Linked DNA regions of Homo sapiens: region 1 is linked to region 2. Evidence: chromatin loops called from intact Hi-C (ENCODE). Cell type or tissue: PC-3. All regions are shown on one strand. Each heading gives the region's core, and the rest is flanking DNA. Links, peaks and the distances in the headings are about the cores only. Region 1 has its middle 86 kb from the start of PLCXD2-AS1. Region 2 overlaps PLCXD2 (phosphatidylinositol specific phospholipase C X domain containing 2).

The links. Hi-C counts contacts between places; a loop is a spot of excess contacts. Peaks named below come from ENCODE experiments on the same cell type or tissue, not always from the same donor. Only the 100,000 strongest peaks of a DNase experiment are listed, where the experiment ranks them.
Region 1: it touches region 2 in a loop (2.4-fold over the local background); 5 of 110 quality-filtered maps call a loop at or near these places.

Annotation. Positions count from the first base shown.
Region 1 is chr3:111,755,881-111,771,120 of GRCh38, reverse strand. It overlaps a transcript of PHLDB2 not described here. Among named protein-coding and RNA genes, the nearest start is that of PLCXD2-AS1, 86 kb to the right of the region's middle. In PC-3, for the core only: a CTCF peak has its summit at 6,388; a DNase peak (open chromatin) is centred at 6,230; H3K27ac peaks cover 46 bases.
Region 2 is chr3:111,705,372-111,719,882 of GRCh38, reverse strand. It overlaps PLCXD2 (phosphatidylinositol specific phospholipase C X domain containing 2), which reads right to left. Exons shown (of 4, transcript NM_001413064.1): 2 at 11,497-11,957; 3 at 5,755-5,996. Among named protein-coding and RNA genes, the nearest start is that of PLCXD2-AS1, 35 kb to the right of the region's middle. In PC-3, for the core only: CTCF peaks have their summits at 2,168 (motif pointing left), 3,555 and 3,754; DNase peaks (open chromatin) are centred at 2,162 and 3,752; H3K27ac peaks cover 1,658 bases.

The sequences.
Region 1 (15,240 bases), core at 4,864-8,863, 47 kb before region 2:
CTTTCTCAAAACCCATGATTGCTGAGATGCTGACAGTTTCATCTGCACTGGAACTTTCATGAGAACTAACATTAAAGAAAGGGGCAGCTGCACAATGGTGTGTGCAGAGCCTTGGGAGAAACCCCTGCATGCCATGAGGCGGCTGGGCTCCACATCTCTCCTCAAGCTGCCTCATCCTGGCTGCTTTGCTACAGCTGACTGGCTTCGTACCAATCACTGTTTAGTTCTGGGGTCATTCTTCTCTGCAGGTGGTCAGATCCTTGACCAGCCCTCTGGGACTAGGATTTTTATTCTTGTCTCCCTTTGCTCATCTTCTAAGAAGAGTCTTACGGCATATCCTGGCAAAATCTTCAACTGAGAAGTAAGATTTTTACTTTTGGTGACCAGTTCTACCTCTGTGAGGTGGGAACTGTGTAATATTGGAGAAGTCATTTCATATCTCTGAGTAAGTTTTTCCATTTATGAAATGGGTAAAGTGATATGAATTCTCTCACAGATTCCTATAATAACACAAGTTATGGTAATTTATACACTACACAGCATTTTCCCAAGTGCGTGTCTGTAGTCTTATAACCTGGCATATTTTGTGTTTGTGTAGGTGTTGCACTAACTTAGACAAGAGAATTGTTGTGTCTGGGGAACAACAGCATAAAAATCACAGATTCTCAGAGGCTAGCCCACTTAACATTTGCATTAAAAATAGTAACAAATAAATTAGATGCCAAACTAAATTTGCAATCTTACTAATTGGTAGTCTCTAAGGAAAGGGAAATACACACATCAGAAAAGTAGGAGAAAAAAAATAATGAGCTTTCTTACAAAGATCTAAGTACTTGCTTAGGGATAGTAAATGTTTCCCCAGGCTGAGTTCCCATATCCCAAAAAAGAGCCTGGTATCTGGAAAAAATACATTGATGACGTAATAAGCACCCTTCCCAGAGGAAGCACCTTCTACAAGGGAAACATGGGCTTCTAGATGCAACCAATGACTCTCAGCTGTGTGGCTCTGGCCTGTTTTTCTCATTACATCAGTTTTCCATTAATGAATTGAAGATCCTGCTTTTTCTCTAAAATATTTTACAGAAATACTGGAAAGTGACATAAATTTGGTAAAATTATCTGAGACGCTAAAAAGTAAAGTAACTAAAATTCAACAATGGATTCTATGGGTTAATTTATCTATGTTGTCTGAACAGCTAAGATACTTATGGAAATCACTACACAGATATATTTAACCCAGCAGCATTCTTAATCTCTGTCTTAAACATATGTGTTTCATCAATTTGCATCCATCTGCCCAAATACTTACTGAATAGAGCAGCTAAAGATCATACAGTTTAGAGATGGAACGAAACACGAGTTCAAAGGAAAAGTTTCTAAGGCTGTAGGTTGTAGATAATATTGCACATCCAGACAGCTAAGAATGTAAGCACTTGTTTTTTCTACAAAGTGCACTTTTAGACCTGGAAAATGTTGGAATTGAGGAACTCCAGTTCCCTAACATCACTCTTCCCTTAGGTTGAACCTTCTTAAACTTGCTATCAGCACTGTAGTCGTATGCTGTATTATTTGAAAATAGAGTAATCAGACTCCAACAAACACCTGATCTGAGCTACAAACTGTTCAGATGAGGGAAAGACAGATAATGAATACTTGGTTGGCAGGGGTTTTTGAGGTAAGAGTTTGTCTTTTACTCTCTAGGATGGTAGAATATGGGGAAAAGACAGTGTCTGACAGAGCTGCCAAGCAAGGGTTTGGACACAAGTGAGAATATTTACTTGGACTTTGGGCTGCCTCCCAGAACATTATTACCTAATAATTTGGACTGGTTTTTCCATACTCTTCATGCTCCTAGTGCTTGATAAGGGAACTTGGAGGGGACAAATTCTTCTTTCATAGGCCAATCCTCATCCAAACCCATAGTGTTGCCCATACAATATTGAGGTTACTTATATATTAAACACAGCTCAAGCCCACAGGATAACTGATGAGTGCTGCTCTCAGTTGATAAATAAAAGTTCTGTTAAATGTGGTTCTTCACTAACAATTTCCATCTGGCAACACTCACAGTCACGTGTCTGACCATGGGTCAGAGGTGAAAGGGAGGCAGCAGTTCACTAAAGGCATTGTTTTCATTGGCCCATAATTAAAGGCTCGAGAAATTGCTCATTGGCAACCAGTGGGCTCCTTGGGCACTTGTGAATCTCTTCCCCAGGCAATGATGAAGTGGGAGTGGGTTCAATGGTATGCTGAAGCATTCCAGACATGAATCCAAGCATTGTCTCCAAGGACCTCTGAATGTAGGTCCAGCTAGACAATGCAAAAGAAGCTGGCAGGGCAGAGCAAACTCCAAGTACGTGGGTGGACTTGGGTGATGAGATTACACAGGAAGACATTTAAATCCCAGGCAGTCGTATGGACCTTTGTTTGGCATGGGTCCATGAACATTGCTATGGCAGTGATTCAAATATTTGTGGCAGGATCCGAGGGTGTGGGTGAGGGACGGACTGGCTGGCTGATGTGTGGACATACAGCTCTCCGGAGCTCCCCTAAACTCCCTGAAATCTTATAGCAGATCATTTCTATTGTTTTCATTCATGGGTTGGGGCTAGGTCTGCAAATAGAAAAGAGCTCCTCTGCAGGCCATAGTTTTAGCACTACACCTCTCACCAGTTGTCCTCTTACATTTTTCTCCTCTACACACCCATCATAATAGTAGTCTGCTGTTTACAGAGAATAATATTCTCACTTAAACGTGAAAAACATTTGTTACAAACTATAGGTAGGCAACCCCACCATCAAATCCAGGTGGACTCAACAGGATTTTTTGTTTGAATCCCTTAGTTCTCTTCTGAGTATACCACCACTTCCTCATTCTGGTTCATGAAGAAATTTTATCTTCTTCTTGCAATCCAGTTTCTATCAAAGTCACCTAAAACGAAATTGGGTAGTTTGCCTGAATATCAATGGCCAGGGCAAACAATAGCTTTCCTGGGTACTTTCTAATAGGGGAAACTCCCCTATTTGTGGCTATCAACTCTCACCTTTTCTTCATTTTCTTCTAGACAATCCTAATCAGGATCAATCATCCCTCTCTCTGATTCTGTTTTTTCAAATTTAACTTCCAAATCTCAACCTTTATCACATCCTACCAGCTCTTAACAATTTCTACCTGCTTCCTCTAGATAACCCTATTCATATACAACCCAAGCAGGAACTTGGAAAATCAAACCTAAGTCAAGACAAAAATTAACATCTCTATAGACAAATTTAGTAGCCACATTTAAAAAATCATAATATTTTAGGAAATAGCATCTACAACAAAACATATTTTCCATTGCCAGTAAAACCAATGGGCTTCCTACAAGGGTAAGAATACCTACAAGGGTAAGAGATAGCTGTTGAGAATGAGAACAATGACAGTTATAATAATCATCATTTATTGAGCTTTCACTATATGCCAGGTACAGTTTTAAGTACTTCAGAGGAATTATTTAATTTCATAGCTAAATGTGGAAGTCATGATTATCATCCTGATTTTCAGATAATAAAAATACATTTTTTGTGTGTGCTTCCCAAAGCTAGAAAGTGGTGAAATGATTTGAACCCTACATGGCAGGAATTTTTTAGAAACTTCTGCTTATAGTGAAAATGCCTGTTTCCAATTCTAAGTTATGTCATCAGATATTTGATTCACTAGTTTGGTGTCAACAATCTACAAGAAGCATACTTAATGAAATGTGGAAGAACGACAGATGTTTACAGATGTCTTTTCACTGACATGAAGGGTTCAAGACAGGAGATTATGAGGAGCCAAAGTTGAATACAGCTTCTCTCTGCTCATCTGTACCCAAATCCTTCTGTGTACCAAGTCCACTGGAAAAGTCCCTTGACTTTTCTGTATGCAGGTTCTCTGTCTCAAATCAGAGACACCCAGACTACCCTCCATCTGAACAGAGTAACCAGACACTGGAGCTCTGGGGACAGATGCCATAGCAAGGTGACTTTCTCAGTTGATATAATGCATGTAAAGAGACTCCTTTGCTTTAATACTGTTTTTGGACTGCTTTTTTTTTTTTTTTTTTTTTTTGAGATGAAGTCAGGCTCTGTTGCCCAGGCTGGAATGCAATGGCACAATCTCGGCTCACTGCAACCTCTGCGTCTCACGTTCCAGCGATTCTCCTGCCTCAGCCTCCCAAGTAGCTGGGATTACAGGCACGTGCCACCACACCTGGTAATTTTGTATTTTTAGTAAAGATGGGGTTTCACTATGTTGGCCAGGCTGGTCTTGAACTCCTGATCTCAGGTGTTTCACCTGCCTTGGCCTCCCAGAGTGTTGGGATTACAGGCATGAGCCACTGCGCACAACCTGGATTGCTAACTCTTGAAAGACAAGGATATCAGTGCCTCTGCAGCCCGCACTACCTAGTAAGGGTCCAGTAAACGTTTATCAAATAAATAAATGACTCATCTTAATTTATCCCATGTTGTAAAAATACTGTGTTGTCCAGGCTGGAATATTCTACATTTGGTAAGCACTATCCAAGCAGGTGTTAAATTGGTGTCTTCAGAATGTCTGAAAACCCTATGAAATTACATGCAAAACTCTTTTTATGCACGTGTAAAAATTTTGGTAAGGTTTCTTAGATTTCATCAGATTCTTTTTTTTTTTTTTTTGAGACAGAGTCTCACTCTGTCGCCCACGATGGAGTGCAGTGGCATAACCTGGGTTCCACTGCAACCTCTGCCTTCTGGGTTCAAACGATTTTTCTGCCTCAGCCTCCTGAGTAGCTGGGATTACAGGTGCATACCACCATGCCCGGCTAATTTTTTTGTTGTTGTTGTAGAGACGGAGTTTTACCATGTTGCCCAGGCTAGTCTTGAACTCCTGGCCTCAAGTGATCCACCTGCCTTGGCCTCCCAAAGTGCTGGGATCACAGGCATAAGACATCATGCCTGGCCTTTAATCAGATTCTTAAGAAGGTTCTTGAAAAAAGGTATTTAAAAATTACTGCTTCATGATTTACAAAGCAGGTACACTTCATTATCTTATTTGATCTATACAACAAAGCTGTAAGAAAGACACTATAATAAATTTTAATTTATGGAAAAGACAATGTGAAACTGAGAAAGATGACACAGGTAGTAAATTAAAAATCCTGGTGTTTTGACTTCAGATTTCTATTCTTCTGATTTGCAGTATGTGTGTATGTGTATGTGTGTGTGTGTGCATATAAAAGAAGAAATGGCAACAATGAAATGTTAAAGTAAATCTACATTATTGATTAGAGGTTGGCTTCTTTTCCACCTTAAGTTTCAAATAATGGGAACATATTTTTTCACTCACCTCTCAGCCTCCCTTCTCAGGGAACTTCTGGATATAACCTAGTTCCAATCTTCACTTCAAGCCCTGATGTCACCATAGACTGTCTAACCCAGCAGAGAAGTTTATGAACCAAGTTTACATCACCATTTTATTTTGAGCATTAGCTTCTATATTTATGTAATGGAGTTAAAAATGCCACTTGCTCTGACCTGAATACATTTCTCTCTCCGTTTTAAGTCAGCTAAAAATGTAAGTGATTTTTGGATCGATTATCTTTCCTGGATGCTTTGCACTGCCTGACATCTGAGACTCATTTTCTCATCTGAAAACTGGGTGCCTTAGGACAAGATAATTTTGTGGATGGCTTTCAGCTTTAAAGTGCTGTATGATACATTGTGTAAGAAGCCTGTGGGGGTGGCAGAAGGGGAAAGTATAAAAGGAAAAAGCACAGTCACTTGTTAGTGTTCTGGAGTCAATACTTTCCATGATCTTCTTCCATTGGTGTTTGGGTCCATCCATTTTTTTCTCACCACCCTTCAGTGCTGATATCACAACTTCCTTCTACTTCTTTAGAAAGTGCGTTAGTGAAGACTAAGGGGCTTCAAACACATGTGCTGGTGGAGTGAGCCAAGGGTTAAGAGTGTTTCACGCCTGCCTATTGAGAATGAGAATTTGTTGAACTCTAATACTCCTTGGAAGCCAAGCCTCAGACTTTTTTTGGCCCTATTAACAAAGGCAAACTGGAACTGCACTGGCATGTTCCCCTAGGGCACTGGAGAGGGTGGACCCGATGACCAGTGCTGGTCTTTCAACTCTCAGATCTGTGATTCTACAATTCCTCTTCATGGTGATGTCGCTTGGGTATTAGCAAGTTCTCACTCAGCAAGTATAAATTAACTTTTGGAAGACAGAGTCTGACTCATCAAAAAGAAGAGAGGTTAGAGTCCAAGTCTGTGTCAGTGGACCTTGTTTCCTGCACTTTGAGATCAGAGCTATTCTGTTGCACAACTCCAGGAGGCAACCATCCTATTGTGTTCTCCATTAAAGGCGCCCTTGGAGCCTAGCTTTAATACAGTATGATGGAAACAGTGCCCCCTGGAATTGAATGATGCTGGTGCCCTACCTGTGATTCCTCAAGAACCTTTATTTCATCACACAAATTTCATATAATCTGAAAATTGAAACTTGAAGATCAGTGGGGTATTTTTTTTTATCATAGTTCCCTTTATGAAATCTGGCAAAACCTCACCACATCAACATGTATATGCTGGGACAAAAGTGTGACTGATAAAGAAGGGGAGGTTGGGAATAGGGGTGATAGGCAATTTATCAACCTAACAACAATCCATGTTTAACACAGGAGACAGAAAAATATACAAAGGACCGTGCTAGTTTACCATGTACTCTGTCTGTGTATATTTGGTAAGAATCTCAGATGTTGGGATTGTTTTAGTCAGTTGTATCAAGTAGGGTGGTTGTAAGTGCTTTTAGGAGAAACTTACTTAATGGATTTCTTTGTTCATGTGACCAGTTTGCCACACAATAACTACCATTCCTGGGCTGCTGACCAACAGTTGAGAACTTCCCAAACATTACTTCATCAGATCTTCCCTGTAGCCCTATGAGGTAAATGTTACTATCTCCATTTTATAAACGGGAAAGTGGATTTAAAGAGGTTCCATAGCTTGTCAAAGGTCACACAACTTGAGTAGCGGTGTCAAAGGTCATGTGCAGGTCTGTCTGAATCCAGAGTTATACCATTACCAGAAGGCCAAACTGCTTCCTTTCTATTTTGGCATTATATTTTCTTGAGCAAACATAGCCATAACTGCTTGTCTTCGTCTGTTCGGGCTGCTTTAACAATTTATCATAGACTGGGTAGCTTAGAAAAAACAGAATTCATTCCTCACAGTTCTAGGAACTGGGAAGTCTAAGATCAAGGCACCAACAGATTCAGTGTCTGGTGAGGGACTGTTTCCTGGTTCACGAATGGTGCCTTCTCACTGTGTCATCATGTGGTAGAAGGGGCTGGCCTGCTCTGGGGTCTCTTTTATGAGGGCACTAATCCTAATCACAAGGGCTTTGTCCTCGTGATCGAATCACCTCCTAATACTACAACCTAATACCATCACCTAGGATCTCAAAACATGAATTTCTGGGGATACAAACATTCAGATTATAGCACTGCTCTTTTCCTTGCAGTAGAGTAGTAGTTGTAGTAACAATAATAATAAAAATAAATAGTAATAGCAAGACATATGGGGCTTACTATGTATCAGGAACTGCCCTAAGCACTTGATAATTTATTAAGTAATTTATTCCTAGGAAAATCTCACAATGTACAGTTGATGACAAGTCCCACTTACAGATGAGCGAACTAAAACATGAAGAGTGTGAGTAAATTGCCCTAGGTCACCCAGCTAGAAAGTGGTAGAGGTGGAAATGAAAGTCAAACAGTTGGGCTCCAAAGCCCTGTGCAGTTTGCAGTTCGCTATTATGTTAGAGTAACTTGTCATAGAAATAACTCACTCAAGGGAAATTCACTGTATTGTTCACACAGCATAAACAGTGTGTGAAGAGTTGACTCTCCAGGGGAGAAGAATGCTAGGGAGTCAATGAATCAAATACCTAAAATCCTTGATTTGCATTGTCCAGTTTCCTAACATACTCACTTTCAGGCAGGATCATAAAGCTCAGTGCAGCTATGGCTCCCTGCCTTTCCTTGGGGCTGCCTGTAGAAGTGCTGGGAGACATGCAAGGATTCTTGCAGGTGCAGAAGAGGGTGGGCTCTCAGAGCTATATACCCTGCACCAAACAGGCAGCTAGTTTTAATCTTTCCATTTCTCTTCTCACTTCTTAGTCATTGCTCTCCTTTTTCAAAAAAGGAGAATTAATTCTTTGGAACTCTTAGGAACCAGAGGGCTTTGAGTCTGCAATGTTTATGAATCTGCTGAGAGTGCTGGGAAATGAGGCTTCTTTTTTGCACATGAAGTCATATTTTAACCCAAACCAAAAGAAAAAAAAGAGAAAGATTATTTGAGAGTCTGTGGGGATCAGAGCTGGGTATTGTGTTACAGAAATTTTCCATTTCAGACACAAACTACGTACAGCAGTATGTGAGCCAAAAAAGGCCAAGAGAGACTCCAGGAGGGCTTGAAGAAATAATACCTCCTCCTTTAATCCTGACGAGTGTGGCCAGGTTCTTGGGAGGGCTGGGTGGAAGGTCTGGATCAGATCACACTTAGAGGCCTGTGATTAGAATGATGATAATTGTGGCATCACAAGGCATAACTTCAGAGCGCTCCCTAGGATGCCCTTGGGCAAGGTACTTAACCCTTCTGTGCCTTAGTTTCCAATATCTGAAAATGGGATAAACACCTCAAAATTTATTGACAGTGTCAAAACATTACACATATTGGCTATATAATAATAATATGGTAATGCTAGTTATATAATTAAATAATACATATAGTTAGCATTTATTGAGGCCTTACTATACATGAGCTATTGTGTTAAAGCTTCCTAAACATTATCTTCTTTAAACTTCACAACAGTCCTCTGAGATCAATTGTGTTATCCTTCCAGTACTGCAGTTTAGAAAAGTAAGTGACTGACTTAAGTTTATCACCTTAGGTAGTAGACTTGGATCTCAAATCTAAGTCTAGTCTGGCACCAAAACCCATGCAATGAACTAATAGCTAAGACGCTGGTCTGGTTCTCAGCTGAATGTGGCGGATGGGATTGGGGGGGCATCCCTTTTTGGATAAAATGTGTTCCTCTGACCCCTCATCCTCTCTTTTAGCAGTGCCCCTTTTAGGTGAACATACAAGCACCTATTTTAAGGAAATGTCAGGCTGGGGGTAATTACTCTGTAATTCTTCTTATGTATACACATTAAATAAATTTGTATGCTTTTTCTGCTATTAAAAAAAAATGTTGGGCTGGTTTTCCAGGTAAATAAACCAGTCATGGCCTCTGTGGCTCAATTCTGAAACCGGTATTGCCTAAAGCAGTGGGTCTTATGGTGTGGTATCCCCGACCAGCATCACCTGGGAACTTGTTAGAGCTAAAAATTCTCTTGCCCCACCCACATGTACTGAATCAGAAATTCTGGGTGTGTAGATCAGCAATCCTGTTTTAACAAGCCCTTGAAGTGATCTGAATGCAGCTGAAGTTTGAGAACGACTGGCCTCTGGGGTAGATAAAGCAGAGAGTTAAATCAGGAATAGAGATCTAACTATGATTCTTAACAGCTGCTAGTGACTCATTCTCCCTAGTCATTCTCTTCTGAGTTTCTGCCTTTTTAGGATGAAGGATTTGTTCACGTCCCATCTTGTGTGATAAATTTCATCAACAGTGTCAGTTCCTTTCTGAATCAATGCCGTGTATAAGGAGACTTTGAGCTTTATACACTCCCATGTGTACCCATACCCACTTCTGCTTTTGGAACCACTTGCTCATTTCCCATTGTGGATGATTAGCTTCAAATTATCTTCATGACAGAAGCAAAAAAATTGAATAACACTGTAGTTCTAGGTGGAATAGGAGGATCACAAAGCTGGGATTAGTATTCAAATGTGTTTAGTTTTTTTTTTCTTTTTTTTTTTTTTTGAGATGGAGTCTCACTCTGTCGCTAGGCTGGGGTGCAGTGGTGCCACCTTAGCTCACTGCAACCTCCACCTCCGGGGTTCAGGTGATTCTCCTTCCTCAGCCTCCCTAGTAGCTGGGACTACAAGCACGCACCACCACGCGCAGATAATTTTTGTATTTTTAGTAGAGACGGGGTTTCACCATGTTGGCCAGGATGGTCTCAATCACCTGACCTCGTGATCCACCCGCCTCGGCCTCCCATAGTGCTGGGATTACAGGCGTGAGCCACCACACCTGGCCGACTTAGTTCTAAAGGTTCCAAGCAGTGCTATGAATGAACTAAGTAGCATCCTGGCCCCTCTCCCAAACTTCTCACCTACAATTTATCACAAAAGATAAAACAACTAAAACTGAAAATGGAGAAAATTATTGCTTCAGTTTTTTAATCTAAGCTCTGATTCAAATTTTGCTTCTCAGCCTCACCAGTCCCACGTGGCTCTCAGGAAAAAAAAAACAAACAAAAAACTGTATACACATCGCAGAAGCAAGAAAACAGAACACGTTTTCTGCCTTCTAGTTCACTCCCCAGAAGCCAGAGTAAGATGAGTCCCGCAGTCCAACACAAACCTTTTAATAACCATGTAAACATAAATTTCAATAAAAAGAACTCCAACTTTGCTAGTTTGTTACAAAAGCCTAGTTTTTTATCTGAAATGCTGCTTTTCCTAATTGAAAAATAGTAGAAAATTTTATTTGACTTTGACAGAAAATGGAAGCTATGGTTATTGATGAGACCTGTATTTAGTATCTTTGGAGTAGGACAATTTTTTTTATCTCAACAAAGATGCATTGAAACTAAGTTTTGGTTTGAGGGATCTTTGGATTCCATCTTACAGTCCACGTAAGGTAAAATAGGAATTTTAAAAATGTAAACATGGTTTCTGCTGATGGACAATGTTTGTGAATTTCAAAAGAGTTTTGCTCAGCACTTTATATTGCTCTCTGGTCTTAACTTTAATTCATTGTGGACATACTGAAAGAATATCAGTCAGGAATATGGGTTAGCAACATGCACATGAAGGCAAGAAGTATTATGTGCATTAAACTCTGACCTAGTGGAAGTGAAGATTGCCTAGCAATGTCTCCCCTGAAATGCTTTTGCATAAGTATTGTGGCTACAGCCTGAATCCAATACAGAGGCATGAAGACACAGAAACTTCACATGGCTTTCTCTGTTTGACAGATACATTTAGATCTCTGCCCTTAAAGCCTCTTGTCCTACAAACTGCATATTGTTGCTATTATGAACCAACAATATTCCCAACGAACTCTTGATTGTCACCCAATTATAGCCTATTGATTAAGAATAAAAAATTTGGAAAGAGAGAAACTCAAATCCAAAATCTGACGTCATCTCTTGTAAGCTGTGTGCCCTTAGACAAATTACTTAATCTGAGATTTGTTTGCTCACTTATAAATTGGGGATAAAAATTTCCACCTTATAGGGTTGCATGATGACTGATTTGGATAATGTCCAATTACCTGGCCTTTAGTAGGTGTTATATTATTTTGCTGTCTTGAAACCATTTGGTGCAAAGAGTAACTTTACATGCTAAACATATATTCCTCACTGTGCATGCATACACACACACGGGATATACATACATACATATGTGTGTGTGTATATATACATGTAAATATATATAAAATCTCAATGTTGTGGTCTAAATGTTGGTGTCTCCTCAAAATTCATAAATTGAAACCTAATCACCAATGTGACAGCATTAGGAGAAGGAGCCTTTGGGTAAGGCTGAAACTCTCATGAATAGGATTGGTACCCTTACAAAAGAAACCCCAGAGAGCTAGTTTGTCCTTCCACCATGTGAGGACACAGTGAGAAGGCACCATCTACGAACCAGAAAGTGGATCCCCACTTGATACCAAATCTGCTGGTGTCTTAATTGTGGCCTTTCCAGCCTCCAGAATGGTGAGAAATAAGTTTCTGTTGTTCATAAGCTACCTAGTTTATGGTATTTTGTTACAACAGCCTGAGTGGACTAAGACAATCATTGAAAAAAAAAAAAGATATATCACTAGGATATTTATGCACATATATAATTACATTTTTACTCTAATCAGCTCTGAAGAGCAGTCATTTTTCTCCTTTCTTCCTTAAAATATCACAGTAAACTCTACTGACTGACTCCTAGTTTCTGGGATGAAGCTTATAGGCTAAAGATGGCCTGGGCCCCATATTGATAGGACCCATTAGCAAAACATAGCTTGTTGTCTCTGTCTGTGCCGCATCTAGTAGCTTATAAAACCATCTTCATGAGTTTATCGTGGTTGATGACTCACCCCTCCCATGGCTGCAATCCTATGAAACATGTCAAGCCATGGGTTCTTCAAGCTATATTAACAGCAAAATAGATGCACTTGAAATTTTTTTGTGGTCGAGCCAAGATGGCCGAATAGGAACAGCTCCAGTCTGCAGCTCCCAGCGTGAGCCACACAGAAGATGGGTGATTTCTGCATTTCCATCTGAGGTACCGGGTTCATCTCACTAGGGAGTGCCAGACAGTGGGCGCAGGTCAGTGGGTGCGCGCACACTGCACCAGCTGAAGCAGGGCGAGGCATTGCCTCACTCGGGAAGTGCAAGGGACCAGGCAGTTCCCTTTCCTAGTCAAAGAAAGGGGTGACAGATGGCACCTGGAAAATCGGGTCACTCCCACCCTAATACTGCGCTTTTCCGACGAGCTTAAAAAACAGCGCACCAGGAGATTATATCCCGCACATGGCTCGGAGGGTCCTATGCCCACAGAGTCTTGCTGATTGCTAGCACAGCAGTCTGAGATCAAACTGCAAGGTGGCAGCGAGGCTGGGGGAGGGGCACCCACCATTGCCCAGGGTTGCTTAGGTAAACAAAGCAGGCGGGAAGCTCGAACTGGGTGGAGCCCACCACAGCTCAAGGAGGCCTGCCTGCCTCTATAGGCTCCACCTCTAGGGGCAGGGCACAGACAAACAAAAAGACAGCAGTAACCTCTGCAGAGTTAAATGTCCCTGTCTGACAGCTTTGAAGAGAGCAGTGGTTCTCCCAGCACGCAGCTGGAGATCTGAGAACGGGCAGACTGCCTCCTCAAGTGGGTCCCTGGCCCCTGACCCCTGAGCAGCCTAACTGGGAGGCACCCCCCAGTAGGGGCAGACTGACACCTCACACGGCCGGGTACTCCTCTGAGACAAAACTTCCAGAGGAACGATCAGACAGCAGCATTCGCGGTTCACGAAAATTCACTCTTCTGCAGCCACCGCTGCAGATACCGAGGCAAACAGTGTCTGGAGTGGACTTCTAGCAAACTCCAACAGACCTGCAGCTGAGGTCTGTTGTTAGACCTGTTGTCAGCTGTTAACCTGTCTGTTAGAAGGAAAACTAACAAACAGAAAGGACATCCACACCAAAAACCCATCTGTACATCACCAACATCGAAGACAAAAAGTAGATAAAACCACAAAGATGGGGAAAAAACAGAGCAGAAAAACTGGAAACTCTAAAAAGCAGAGTGCCTCTCCTCCTCCAGAGGAACGCAGCTCCTCACCAGCAACGGAACAAAGCTGGATGGAGAATGACTTTGACCAGTTGAGAGAAGAAGGCTTCAGACGATCAAACTACTCCGAGCTACAGGAGGAAATTCAAACCAAAGGCGAAGAAGTTGAAAACTTTGAAAAAAATTTAGACAAATGTGTAACTAGAATAACCAATACAGAGAAGTGCTTAAAGGAGCTGATGGAGCTGAAAGCTCCATTCATGAAATGAATGAAATGAAGCGAGAAGGGAAGTTTAGAGAAAAAAGAATAAAAAGAAACGAACAAAGCCTCCCAGAAATATGAGACTATGTGAAAAGACCAAATCTACATCTGATTGGTGTACCTGAAAGTGACAGGGAGAATGGAACCAAGTTGGAAAACACTCTGCAGGATATTATACAGGAGAACTTCCCCAGTCTAGCAAGGCAGGCCAACATTCAGATTAAGGAAATACAGAGAACTCCACAAAGATACTCCTCGAGAAGAGCAACTCCAAGACACTTAATTGTCAGATTCACCAAAGTTGAAATGAAGGAAAAAATGTTAAGGGCAGCCAGAGAGAAAGGTCAGGTTACCCACAAAGGGAAGCCCATCAGACTAACAGTGGATCTCTAGCCAGAAACTCTACAAGCCAGAAGAGAGTGGGGGCCAATATTCAACATTCTTAAAGAAAAGAATTTTCAACCCAGAATTTCATATCCAGCCAAACTAAGCTTCATAAGTGAAGGAGAAATAAAATACTTTACAGACAAGCAAATGCTGAGAGATTTTGTCACCACCAGGCCTGCCCTAAAAGAGCTCCTGAAGGAAGCACTAAACATGGAAAGGAACAACAGGTACCAGCCACTGCAAAATCATGCCAAATTGTAAAGACCATCGAGGCTAGGAAGAAACTGCATCCACTAACGAGCAAAATAACCAGCTAACATCATAATGACAGGATCAAATTCACACATAACAATATTAACTTTAAATGTAAATGGACTAAATGCTCCAATTAAAAGACACAGACTGGCAAATTGGATAAAGAGTCAAGACCCATCAGTGTGCTGTATGCAGTAAATCCATCTCACGTGCAGAGACACACATAGGCTCAAAATAAAAGGATGGAGGAAGATCTACCAAGCAAATGGAAAACAAAAAAAGGCAGGGGTTGCAATCCTAGTCTCTGATAAAAGACTTTAAACCAACAAAGATCAAAAGAGACAAGGCCATTACATAATGGTAAAGGGATCAATTCAACGAGAAGAGCTAACTATCCTAAATATATATGCACCCAATACAGGAGCACCCAGATTCATAAAGCAAGTCCTGAGTGACCTACAAAGAGACTTAGACTCCCACACAATAATAATGGGAGACTTTAACACCCCACTGTCAACATTAGACAGATCAACGAGACAGAAAGTTAACAAGGATACCCAGGAATTGAACTCAGCTCTGCACCAAGCGGACCTAATAGACATCTACTGAACTCTCCACCCCAAATCAACAGAATATACATTTTTTTCAGCACCACACCACACCTATTCCAAAATTGACCACATAGTTGGAAGTAAAAAGCTCTCCTCAGCAAATGTAAAAGAACAGAAATTATAACAAACTGTCTCTCAGACCACAGCGCAATCAAACTAGAACTCAGGATTAAGAAACTCACTCAAAACCACTCAACTACATGGAAACTGAACAACCTGCTCCTGAATGACTAGTGGGTACATAATGAAATGAAGGCAGAAATAAAA
Region 2 (14,511 bases), core at 227-4,226:
ATAAAATTCACAAATCTTAATGGTACACTTGCCGAGTTTTGACAAATACGTACACATAATTCAAACTCATATCAAGGTCTAGAACATAACTGGTACTCCAGAAAGTTCCTGCAAGCCCCTTCCTCATCAACACCTGCCCCATTCTCCCAGAGGCAACAGCTATACTGATTTTTTTTTCCACTGTAGATTAGATTTGCCTGTTTTAAAACTTCATATAAGCCATGAAAAATGTATTATTTCACGTGAGTTTTCTTTCACTTGGCATAATTGTTCTGAAATTCATCCACGTTGCTGCATGTATCAGTAGTTCGTTGCCTTTCAAAATCAATGAAGAGAATTCCATTGTATGTATATACTGCAGTTTGTGTATCCAGTTTCCTACACTGGCAGGATGGACACTTGGGCTATTGCCAGTTTTTTGGATATTATGAGTAAAACTGTTATCTGTTCAATTCTTTTACTCATTTTTTCATTTTCTTTTAAAAAAATTGTTGAGTTGTAGAAGTTATTTATATAGCCTAGATACTGGTCTTCTGTCAGATATATTTTGTGAATATTTTCTCCTAGCCTATAGCTTGTCTGTCAGTTTTCTCAGTGACATATTTTCATGAGCCGAATTCCTTAATTTTTACAGATTCTAATTTGTCCATTTTTTTTCTTTTATGGCTTCTGTGATCTAAGAACCACTTCAGTCCACTCCAAATTTACAAACATATCCTATGTTTTATTCTAAAAGCTTTATGGTTTTTAGCTTTTAGGTTTAGCTCTAAGAACCATCTCAAATTGATTTTTGTTTATGGTATAAAGTAGGAGGTCAAGGCTTACTTTTTTCATATGGATATACAGTTATTCGATCACTAAGTGTGGCTTCTTAATAGACCAATACTTAATCAGTTGTCTCACTAACGGTCTTTCAGTCTCATTTTATTAATCAAAGGCTTCCTAGGTGACAGCCAGTTATTTAGTGACATAAAGGAATAATGAAAATTCAATGTGATAATTTCTGCATTAATAGTAAGTGTAAACTACCACAGGCAGCATAGAGAAGAAAGCAATAAAGTGTACTCACAGTTTACATCATAGTAAAAACAGCTCAATACATACTCAGTAGGCTGAGAATGCTTTAAAGAAGACAGAAGAAACTCTCCCTTGATGCTGCCTGCCCTTCTTTCAGCACATATCTTGACTTCTCAGTTTTCCAGACAACCCTGTTCAGGCCTTGGTAGCATTTTGTCCTTCTCCTCTTTCTTTTTCTCTTACCATAACTATAATCAGTCCTGGGTCTCCTCCCTCTCTCAGTGGACTCTACAATCAGCCACGGGCTAAAACACATATCATAAATCAATCAATCTATCTATCTATCTATCTATCTATCTATCTATCTATCTATCATCTATCCATCATCTTATTTTTTTTTTGAGACGGAGTCTTCCTCTGTCCCCCAGGCTGGAGTGCAGAGGCGCGATCTTGGCTCACTGCAAGCTCCGTCTCCCGGGTTCACGCCATTCTCCTGCCTCAGCCTCCCGAGTAGCTGGGACTACAGGCGCCCGCCACCACGCCCAGCTAATTTCTTTGTATTTTCAGTAGAGACGGGGTTTCACCGTGTTAGCCAGGATGGTCTCGATCTCCTGACCTGGTGATCCGCCCACCTCGGCCTCCCAAAGTACTGGGATTACAGGCGTGAGCCACTGCGCCTGGCCTATATTTTTATATTAATAGCTGATTATGACTTAAAAGATCACCCTCCCAGGGGTACTTCCATTTTGAACGGGGACTCCTGAAGAGTGATAATAATAATGCTTCATACAGATTTTTGGGGAATTAAACAAAATAATACATGTAAAGTGTTTAGAAGAGTTTCTGTGATATGATAAGTGTGGTAAAAAAAAAAAGGTAAGGAATCATAACTGGAAGAGTGTGAGGTAGAAATATTTGGTGGCTGGGAGTAAGAAACTACACCTTAAAGAGGTCACATCCTCCTGCTTACGTGACAACATGTTGTGGTTTGGAAGTGAGAAGCTGCAAATACAGACTTCCTTAAAGATAGACCAAGGATACACAAGGAACCACACCAAGGACACAGTAGTACTGAACCTGATAGATTCAAGACTTCATTTTAAAAGCCTGAGTCAGTGTTGAAGTATGAGGTGCAGGCGCCCTCTGCTGGTCATTACAGGGAAATGAGCCTTAAAGGCTTGTAACTCCAGTCACTGCAGCCAGAGCCTCCTCACCTTGGAGGATCCCTGGAGCCTGAGCAGAGAAATGCAGTGAAAGGTATGTACCTGTGGTTTCCAGTGACAAAGAGTTCTGTGTCAGCTTCGGGTAGCATGTGTCAACCTTCTCCAAGGCAAGGATCAAATAATTAGGATTAAGTACGAAGAAGGGGAAATGCAGAACCCACAGTGAAGAGGAGCTACTTTATTTTCTCAGCTCTTGGTATTTACCAGGACAAGGGATCTGTGCAAAAGGCTGAACCTGACAGTGCTGACAGGCCCGTGAGGCAACAGTTCCCATGGATGGCAGAGCAGGAGGTTAAAAACTTCCCTTTGACCTTGGGGCCCAGCTGGGAACAAGGGTGGTCCATAGTGTTTCTGGGTGTCTTTACAAATAGGGATGGCATGTCTATTTTCTGCCAGCCACTGTGGCTGGCATTTTCATGTTAAGGCTACAATCTGATGAGGTTTATTAATCCTGTTTAACTGGTGAGAAAACCACAGCTCAGAGACCTCAGAAAACTTGTCCACGGCCACCCTGTTGCTCAGGGACTGCATTGATTTGCTAGGGCTACCATAGCAAAACACCACATACTGGTTGGCTTAAATGACAGAAATGTATTTTCTCTTGTTTTAGAAGTTGGACATCCAAGATCAAAGTGTCATCAGATTTCATGTCTCCTGAGGCCTCTGTCCTTGGCTTGCAGACAGCCGCCTTCTTATTGCATTCTCACATGGCCTTTCCTCTGTGAACACATATCTGTGGTGTCTCTTTGTGTGTCTAAATTTCCTTTTCTTTTAAGGATACCAGCTAGACTGGATTAGGGCCCACCCTAATATCCTCGTTTTGACTTAATTACCTCTTTAAAGGCCGTATCTGCAAATGTACCCACATTCTGAGGTAACTGAGAGTTGGGACTTCAATATGTGAGCTTGGGGATGGCGGGGATGGGACGGGGCACAACACAATGCACCCTGGAACAGGGAGCATGTCAGGCTGCACTCTCAGGCCTTCTGATTTCAGTCCATGTTCCCTTATAGAGTTCATGGATGCTCTGTCCTCAAGCTTAGGCAAAGCATTTTCATATGATTTCAGTGAGAGTGCCATGAACCTGAATTTCAGGTTTCTATAAGTCTGGGAGAAACCACCATGGAAATTGAGTCAAATGGCTATATTTCTTGTGGCTTCCTTCTACGGTGTTGAACCAAAATGAACAAGATCTTAGCTCCAAAGTTTATCGAAGAGTTAGGGGGTTAAATCCCTGCCGAGAAACCACCTCTACATTTGTAAGAAAATATACCCTGTCTTTTTTTTCTTGGTTTGAGCTGACCACCAGTGCCAGCGACCAGTTGTTAGGACAGACCCTCTGGGTGTTGGCACACAGGGGAAGGTCCTATGTTTGTTCAACAGCCCAGAGGAAATGACAGCCACACTCTGCACTGGCCTTTTGGAACAAACTCAACCAGAGCTATATTTTCCTCCTTCAGTTGATGTGCAGGACTAGGAATGCATGCATACTTGCAATATTCTTATGGCCGGCAGGGGGGCGAGATGCCAAAGAAAGTATCTTTCCAAGCTTGGGGACATTGGCTTGCTGCTAGCAGTAGTGCAAGGGCTCTGGCATAGTAGGATCCCTTGGCTTTGGGCGCATGCCAACATCATTATCTCTCATCATAAAGGAAAGAGCCAATGTTTCACTTGCAGCCAGATTAAAGTTTTAGGAATGTACAGATATGAAAAGCTTTGTGACATTGTGGGTTACTAGTTATAACCTGTGAGATATTACCAGATTCAGGTACTAATAAGACAACTGCAGGCCTGTGGAACAGAAAAGAATAAGCACAAAAATATGCAGTATCCAAGTCAGTGTCCAACGCTGAAAAGGGCAGTGGTCTAACGATCAGAAGGCCAGAGTCTGAGAGGTATTCTTGACTTTTACTAGCTGTATGGATTGGGGTCACTTAAGCTCCCTGAATCCCATCTAAAGAGGGGATGATAATATGCTGTAGACAATGTGCCATCCTAGAGGCTGACTTGATTTAAGAATCAAATGAAATCATCTGCAAAAAGCCATTTGATATTCAGAATATGGTATACAGATATAACTTATCCTTAGTTTTTTAAATACTCCCTCTCCATTATTAGTATGGCTGTCTGCACAGACTTCTTCACAGTGGTATTTCACATTGCTTTATAGAAATTTTCATGCCAGTTTCTGCTGCTAGACTGTGAGTTCCTTGACAGCAGACAGTATAATATTCACCTTGAATCTTTGTACCTAGCTCTTCCTAGGTGCTCAATGTTTGTTGAATGAATATATAAATAATGTTGATCTACAAATATACCAGAGGCATGAGGAAAACAGTGTGGATACACAAACATATTATTAAAACAATAAAGCTTCTAATTCGGGATCTTTCAAAGAGATATAGTGCTGGTTTATAAAATTCACTTTTCCAAGTTCAGCATAATGAATTCAGTCAAGACTTAGTAGAGCCACACAGAAAACACTTTCTGGTTTTGTCCATGGTTGACATAATCAGGAGCTCTCACCAAGAAAGAAAAATCTAGTCCTGCTGTCTAAACTCCTGCTAGGTGAACTCCTGTTATCTGAACTCATGTTACCTAAACTCAGGACCAAATAAATAGAAACATGTTTTTGGATGAATCTTTCATTATCTGAACTCTGCTCGTCAACCTGAAACTCAGGGACCAAACTGATTCTTGTAAATATCTTTTGCTACCCAAACGTATTAGCTTCCTTAGCTTGGATTGCAAGGGATTCCCTGTTATCCAAATGTATTTATAACATTCCTTTTATACATATACATATACACATACACATGTACAGGTACATAGACACATACATACACACACTCACATATATGTGCGCGCACACACACAAACACGCATACAAATAAACCATCCTTTTTCTTGAGAACATCTATCATTCATTGGTGTCCGGGATAAGGAACACCATCTGATACAAAATTACTGAAGCTTCTGCTATCTAATTGTACAACCAGGCTCAATTCTGCCCTGAGGAAGTATTTGAAGCTACAGCATGGGCATGGTGGGTGGCATCCTAAGCTGCTTCTTCAGTGACTCATGGTCACCATGGAAAGGAGAACAAATTCTTGAAGGGCCAGCTCTGAATCCTTAGCACCTAGGACAGCAGCCTATATTGAATGCTTCTTAAATGAGTGCCTGGGTCAGCTGCGAGGCACAGGCAGGACCCCATGTGGCCAGGTACCAGGAGTGAACAGACATGGTGTTGGCTCAATGTGCTTTGCCTTATAGCAAAATTTAGAGAGTACAGTATTTATGGTATGATGTGTACTTATGAACAAAGTGTTTAGAGAGCCTTTGTTAATACAATCCACCTCAACTGCATGGTTTTCTCGAATACAAAGTTTTTTGCTTGTTTTGTTGTTTTTCTAACTCCTCAGACTACATGGCTTTACTGCGATTTACTCAGAATAGAATCAAGATAAATATTTTTTAAAAAGCTTTCCTTGTGGGGTGGAAGCAAATTCTTACCTATGAACCAGCGTGTTCTTGAGGCCCCCAACCAAGCCCCGGGCAATGGTCTTCACTCTGGGGGTGAGGATCGCTTGGGAGACATGGAAGGAGCCCCGTGAGGCCCGCTCACTCAGAGTGGTCTCCAAGAAGAGGATTAGTTTGCGCACACTTGTGGTGTTTGCCCAGGGCGCTGGAATCTTCTTTCCTGGCCACAGGAAGGGGTACTGCTTGTAGAAGGGACAGTGGTAGAAAATAAGAACCTGAAATATTCAAAACACAAAAAGGAGAGCAATCCATAAAAATGCTGAATGTTAACTCCTCCGTTTTATACGGACTGCTAGGAAAAAGGCAAGAAAATATAATCATATGTGGAAAGTCAAGAACTGTTTATATTAATATATATTTTTAGGAAATCAGCAAAGATTTACAGAGCACTTGCCATATGTCTGACTCAAAAATTCTTAATTTTGTTGGCATAAATACCTTTGGAAGTATATTAAAATCATGGACCCCCTTCTCAGAATTACATGTTAAATGAATGCATACAATATACAGGATTACAAAGAAAATCTATGATATGGAAATATAGCAATCAATATATTAAATAAGTTTGTAATAAATTAATGTATGTGCTGCATGATAAATGCATTCAATAAAAATATTTTGTTGTAAGTCTAATAAGTCCCATAACTGTGAGTTAGGGATAAGCATAAGTGGTATCTCAGATATCTGCGATAACCAAAATGTGAGATGGACGCATCTAGGGAGATAAAAATCAGGCAGGGCTAAGATTGTTGTGGGTCACCGCCTGCCCTCATAATCTATGGGTATACTAATTTTCAGTTCAATTTTAGTAAAAATGAATATGTATTTTTTTTCCCATCCAAATTTAAAGACTTCTTAAATTCTACCCTCATATCCCTCTGGGGAAGCTTTGGACCTCAGGCTGAGAACTCTTAGGCTGAGCAGCAAGCGCTGTCTAGAAGTTATGTCTCCTGTAATTACAAAACTGACAGCTTTTGGAGTTGAAATAAAAACACTGAACTAATTTGTGGGTAAATAGACTTTCAATCGTGTGTGCTGGCTCTGCCTGGAACTGCCCTTCCCAGGAGAGTGGGGAGTGTGCCACTTGAGTCAGGGGAGACTTTGCAGAGGCAACTGGCCTCCACAGGGACCGCTCAGGATGGTGGTGATGTTGAAAATAATTAGCAAGCTACATCCACAGCATTAATTAGTTTCTGGGAGGCAGCTGTGGGATAGGAAACTGCTATTTTGATCGTCCCAATTCAGAGCTCTGCTGTGAAGGTTTCTAAAGGAATATATTTTTCCCTGTCCCAGGCACTAGTAATCTTTTCCTGGAGGAATGCCCTGCACATGCTCACGAGGCCTGGACTGCCATCCCCGGATAGTTGGCCACAGAGGGTAATCCTCCCGGGCACCCAAGAACAAGAGCTCTGGATGTCAGCCTCATTTCCGGTGTGCATTTAGCTCGTGACTAAGGTGCCTGACTAACTGCTCCCCAAGGCCCAGAGCTGGGGAGCACCAGGCTGGTTGCACTGAACTGGGTAACGGCTGTTCTTGTTGTTTCTAATGGTTTTGAGTAATGTCTGACTGACTGCTAATGACGTCTGTGGTAAACCGGTGTGTTAATGAGGTTAATCACAGGCTCATGATAAGCAGATTGCCTGGGGGAAGGGGAGGATTTCCTTGTAGAGGTGTAATTGGCCAGGTGGTAAGCCTGGGGGCTGTGAGGAAAGCCGTCCTGTGCAGTGGACCGTGGGAGAGGTGGGAGGCGGTGCAGCCCTGTGACAGGACCTGTCAGACACATCTTGGGCCTGCCCGTGGGCCACATTTCAGGGAACGAGAGGACTGTGCCATTCTTTACTCTGCCTTGGAAAAAGTGCATTAAGTACAAATTATCCAAAAGGGTCTTTATGCCTTTCTTCAAGAGCCTTCTTGAGCAATCTGACCCTAAAGGTTACAGGGAGAATTTCTGTTTACAGGGGGAGGCCGGCCTTGCAAACCAACTCCCACTGTACAGGGATCTAGGTGCAGCAACTGTCACTCAGGGCCTGTGTTTTGCATCTGCCTCCCTCTCCCCCCAACCTCTGTCTGCTGTGTTTTTCTCTGAAATACTCTCCTCTCTATCTCAGTGGTTCATGTTCAGTTTTTCTCTTGAGACTCAGATTAAAAGTCTCATTTCCTTCAAGAACGATTCCTTGATGGACCTCCTCTTATTCTGGTCATTCTTTTACTTGGAGCCTCTGGGATATAGACTTAATGCTACGTTCTACTTTTCAACTGATTTATTACAAAATCCCCTTCTTCATATAGTACAGAACATTTGAGGCACTTTTATCATGCAATTGTCTATCAGTTGTTTCGTATTCCCTAGTGTTATGTACTCTTACCATTTTATTAAGATCCTAAATACTTCCAAGATGTAGATTAAATCTCTAACTCATTGTACCCTCAAAACCCATAGCCACTAATGTACAAATAAATATATACCTATGGCTATGATGTAATTGCATGTTAAGTAAATGAAATTTGACTGAATGGTAGCATACTTCTTTCAACTAAATTGTAGTAATAAAATACGCAGGGGCTTACATGTGAGGCAGCTCATTACATGAAAAATATTTAAAGTTTAACTCTGCCCTGGCAGTAGCAGGGATGACTGGTGCCTCTGTTTGAAATCTCTTTGTTTAGCTTTATTTTATTTTATTTATTTATTTTTTTGAGACGGAGTTTCACTCTGGTCAGCCAGGCTGGAGGGCAATGGCACGATCTCAGCTCCCTGAAACCTCTGCCTCCTGGGTTCAAGCGATTCTCTTGTCTCTGCCTGCCGAGTAGCTGGGATTACAGGCGTGTGCCACCATGCCCAGCTAATTTTTGTATTTTTAGTAGAGATGGGGTTTCACCACGTTGGCCAGGCTGCTTTTGAACTCCTGATCTCAGATGATCAGCCTCGGCCTCCCAAAGTGCTGGGATTACAGGCATGAACCACCGCACCCAGCCTGTTTAGCTTTCAAGAAGAAATGTGGCAGGAAAAACATGGGAAAGAAGGGAGCACAGGGGGATCTTAGGATTTAAACTGATGATGCTCTCCCTTTTTCTGAGATATCATCACAGTCTCTTTCCTTCATAACTTTAGAAGTATTTGTAGTTGGATAATACAGTTAAATTAGCCCATGCTTAAAAAACTATGATAGATCATCACTCTACTGTTAGAAATTCACTGCCTACACTATTCTTTATTCCTGAAGATACCCCTTACTCCTGCAGATTTGTAAGCAGTTTAGTATGCAATATGTCAACCCATCTCAATCCTGGCTGTGTATAAAATTATATCTGTACTCAAATTTAACCGAATCCCCAAATTCCAAAGCTCTCCATCCCTTTCTCCCATTCTGCTAATTCTCTGAGATCTTCTGATAATAGGGGCTCATTAATAAAAGCAAAGTATTTCATTAGCCTAATATACAACACCAGTTGTGAAAAACACCAATGTGCCTAAATACCCCTCAGAGAGCATGAGAAGCTGTAAGAACTCTGGAAAGCCAGAAAGCCTGCGACTGAATCCTGGTTCTCACTAACTAGGATTTTAAAATTTGCCCAGGTTTCTCTCGGGTGAGTTGCTTAGTGTCTCCATACCTCAGTTTCCTCATCTGTAAAATGGTGACAATAACAAAGTACCCATCTCATGGTGTCACTGAGAGGATCAAATGAGTTAATCCATGTACGTAGCTCATTGTAAAGGTTCAATAAACATTAGTTGTTGTTACCATTATCTCATATTGTAAAAGAGAAATGCCACTGGGAAAAAGTCTCTCCAAGTTAGACATGAACAGATATAAACTTACTTTTATGGTATAGAGGTGTGATAAATATTTAGCAAAATATCACTTACAAAAGTCTTAGTGAAGAAACTTGTTTAGATAGACTTTAGCAGATACTAAGAGTTAACTCATGAAGCCTCCGTGGTGTCGAAGACATTTAGAACTTCTCAGGGTGCGCAAAAACAACTTGGTATTTCCAGTTATTCCGGCCAAGCCTGGGACTCATCCTTGAATCCTCATGTTCTTTCATACCCCAAATCATATCCATTAGGAAACCCTGTCGGCTCTACCTTCTGACAGATGCAAAATCTGACCACTTGCCACTAACAGTCTCACTGGGTTCCTTACTTCTGCCCAATCCCCCTGCCCTGGTCTCTTCCTAGTATTGCAACCGGAGAGATCTTATTAAGACCTAAGTCAGGCCACAACATCCTGTGCCAGAACTCTCCTCGCTTAGAGTGAGTGAAGGCTAGCGTCTTTACAGGGCCTTCTAGGCTCACATGATCACCAGTCGCCTCTCTGACCTCCTCTCACTACTCTGTCTTCACCTGCTCTACAGCCATACTGCATGTTCCTTTTCCTCAAAGATGGCAGGGACACTCCTGCTTTTGGGTCTCTGCACTGCCTGCTTCTTCTGCCCCCAAATAAGCATGTGATTAACCCCTTCAAATGTCATCTTTTCAATGAAGCCTCTCCTGATCAACTTTTAAACATTTCAACCAATCCTCCAACCCACAGAATCCTGGTTCCCTCTCACCATGCTTGACCTTTTCGTTTTCCATAGCTCTTATCACTTTCTAACACTTTATGTGTGTGTGTGCGTGTGTGTGTGTGTGTATATACACACACATATATGGAGAGAGAATATACATATATGTATATATGTGACACACAGACACATACACACACATATATGTATGTTTATTATCTCTATTATCTATGATCTATCTCCCTCCACCAGAATGACAGCTCCATTAGGGCAAGGTATCTTTGTCTATTTTATTTACTAATTTATCCCTAGTCCTTAGAGGTTACTTGGCATGTACCTGGTGTTTAATAAATATTTTCAAGTGAATAACCTTTAAACTATTTTTAATCAAAAGCTCCTCCTTGAGTTAAAAAATATCTGCCTCGTAAAGTTGTTTTGGTTAATGCATCTGCTGAGCAAGTGAGTAACTTTGAATGAAAGGTATGTCTTTTTTTTTTTTTTTTCCAGAGAGTGTAAATTAAACACTTTCCTGAAGCTCTTTTCTCCTACTGTCATCCTTTAGGATCAGAGTGGAATATATCTGAGGCCCACATTCCTCTTCCTGAGCGTGTCCCTCATGGTCCTAGGCTGGCAGGCTCTTCTCAACTTAAGCAGACTATGGAATGCTCTTACAGGCTGCAGCCCCTTCAACAGGCTCTTCCTTCCTTAACTCTCTCTCCCTCTAAGACCCAAATACTTTTATAATATTAACACTCCTGAGATGAATCACTATGTTTCAGTCAGCTAATACTTTTCCTAATCAGTCGATACCTTGGCCAGGATTATCTGACATTGAGTTGAAGGCAAGATGGAACAGACTATCCCTGAGGGGAACCAGAAGGGTAAAAATGGACCTCGGGAAACAGAGAATAGTAATGACCTATTGGCCCAATTTTACAACTTTGCCTTGGTTGGTTCTGGCCAGGCCACTAAAAGTCAATTAGATGTCAAACAGTTTGCTGGACAAGCTTTAAGTATTTGGCAGGTGTTAGCCCTGGCCCTTGAACCTATTCTAGAGCCCAGGAACTAGTTTGCATATGTTTAATATTCCAAACAATCCACTCTTTAGCCTAAGAGCCCTGGATTGAGTGATTTTACAGACGGCAATACAGGAAAAGCAGGAAGAGTTAAATTCTTGCTCTTGGAAGCTTATCTCTCCTTCCCTCCTACCTGGCAGTTCTTCTCCCACAGAGTTCGCAGCGTCAAACTTTCCACACTGCAGGCTGGGCACAGCTTGTTTCCAAAGGCCTCCTGGATCCGCAGAACCAGGCATTTGTGATGGGTCTCATCCATGGCATAGAAGTGGTTGAAATCCAGGAAGATAATCTCCTGGGGGTGCTGTGTAAGAAACGAGTCAATTTCCATCAGCCCATCCCAGACCTTGATGCCAAAAAGCCCATGGATGAAGTAGATCTCCTGGTCGGCATCCCCTGGTTTGGAAGACACACGCAGGTCAAAGTAGCGGATCCCAGCTTCCAGCTGTTCTCGAAATGTCAGGTTCTGAGTCACAGACCACTTCTTCATTAGCTTCTTCACCAAGGAGATCCTGGCGAGGCGTTTGATAGCTTGGGTTTGGTCAGGCCCCACTGGGGACTTTTCATCCACCCAGTAGCTGAATGAATCATGTGAGCCTGTACAAAGGAATACAGGTGAGGAAAGCAGATGAGACGGGAGCTGGGAAAAATAAGCCAATTGATGAGAAAACAAAACAAAACAAAAATTAAGCACCAAATAACATACTAAAACTGCAAATGAATAGTAGCAAAATTTGCCAAGCTTGCTAGGAATAAAATAAACACAAAGAAAAGTAATGTAGCAGCTTGTTAAGCCTGGGGTAATACTATAGTTTTCATATATTTTGCTGGCATAAGGCAAATTAATAAATATCCTTTTGCAAAGCTATTTAGAAATATGCTGAAAATAGGGGCTTTAAAATATTCATACAATTTGCTCCAGTAATTTCATTTCAGGAAAGCTATTCTGAGGAAATAAACTCTAACATTCAGGAAAACAAAGATGTCTGCCAAAGAATATTCATAATAGAGACAAACTGGAGATAATGCTTAAGTGTCTCTTATAGAAGAATGCTTTGTTGTGGTATATCCACTTTATTCATGCCATCATTGAAACAGAGGGTATGAAAACACTGTGTCTATCTCAACAATGCCGAGAAAGGGATTTAAATTCTAGGAAAGGCAGGATTTCAAGAAACTAAACTTGCTTTCTTTTTATGTTTTTAAAATATATAAAAAATTGTATATATTATTTTACTATTGTAAAAGTCTGAGTCAGTAGGAATGATTTATTGACAGATCAGCTAACCATTTCGATGGGCTCAACACAGTTTAGTTAATATGTCCCTCTTTTTGAATTCGTACCTCAATGAGCCAAAACTGCTATTAAATGGTCCAAACGCACATTCTGTTCCTCTGTCTTAACAAAGGGATAGTATGAAATGTTTTGTAAATGTCTGTTATGCCTGTTTGGTCTATAGTGCAGATTAAGTCTGATGTTTCTTTGTTGATTTTCTTTCTAGATAATCCATCTGTCCAATGCTGAAGAAGTCTGCAACTATTATTCTATTGGAGTCTACCTATTTAACTCTAATAATATTTGCCTCATAAATCTAGGTGCTCTGGTGTTAGGTGTATAAATATATTTACAATTGTTATATCCTCTTGCTGAACTGATCACTTTATCTTTATATAATGACCTTCTTTCTCTTTGTGTTTTTTTTTTTTTTTGCCTTAAAGTCTATTTTGTCTGATATAAGTATAGCTAATTTGCACACTTTTGGTTTCCGTTTGTGTGGAATATTTTTTTCCATCCCTTACTTTCAGTCTACGTGTGCCTTTACAGGTGAAGTGAGTTTTCTGTGGGCAGTATATAGTTGTGTCTTTTTTTTTTTTAATCCATTCAGCCAGTCCATATCTTTTAATTGGGGAATTTAACATTTACATTTAAGGCTATTATTGATAGATGAGGACTTAGTCCTTGTCATTTTGTTAATTATTTTCTAATTACTTTGTATATTCTTTGTACCTTTCTTCTTCTTTTATTGTTTAACTTTACTATAAGCAAACATAGAAGAAATGCTTCAAGACATTGGTCTAGGCAAAGGTTTCACAGCTAAGACTTCAAACACATAGGCAACAAAAACTAAAATAGACAAATGGGACTATATTAAACTGACGTCTCCACCCTAGCAAAGGAAACAATCAAGAGCGAAAAGACAACCTGTAGAATGGGAGAAAATATTTACAAACTATTCATCTTACAAAGGACTAATATCCAGAATATACAAGGAATTCAAACAACTCAATAGCAAAAAAACTAAATAATCAAATTAAAAAGAGGACAAAAGAATTAAATAGACATTTCTCAGAAAGAAGACACACAGATGGGCATGGTAGCTCATGAGTGTGATCCCAATACTTCAGGAGGCTGAGACTGGTGGATCGCTTGAGTCCAGAAGTTTGAGACCAGCCTAGGCAACATGTGTGAAACCCTATCTCTACAAAAAATACAAAAAAAGTAGCCAGGAGTGGTGGTGCACACCTGCAGTCCCAGCTACTCAGGAGGCTGAGGTGGGAGGATTGCTTGAGATCAGGAAGTTGAGGCTGAAGTGAATGACAAACATCGTACCACGGCACTCCAGCCTGGGTCAGAGTAAGACCCTGTCTTTTTAAGATGTTTGTCATTCACTTCAGCCTCAACCTCCTGGTCTCAAGCAAACAAACGAACAACAACAAAACCATATAAATAGTAAACAAACATAGGAAGCAATGCTCCATGTCGCTAATCATCAAGGAAATGCAAATCAAAACCACAATGAGGTATCATCCCTGCCCAGTTACAACAGCAATTATAAAAACAAAAAAGACAAAAAATAACAAATGCTGGTGAAGCTGTAGAGATGTATGTAACTGTTGTTGGAAATGTCAAGTAGTACAGTCATTATGGAAGACAGTATGGGGGGTGCTGAAAAAACTAAATGTAGAACTACTACACAATCCAGCAACCCCATTAATAGGTATTTAACCAAAGGAAAGAAAATCTATATATCAAAAGGATACCTGCACCCCCATGTTTACTGCAGCACTATTCACAATAGTGAAGATATGAAATCAACCTAAATATTCATCAACCAACGAATGGATAAAAAATGTGGTATAAACACATACT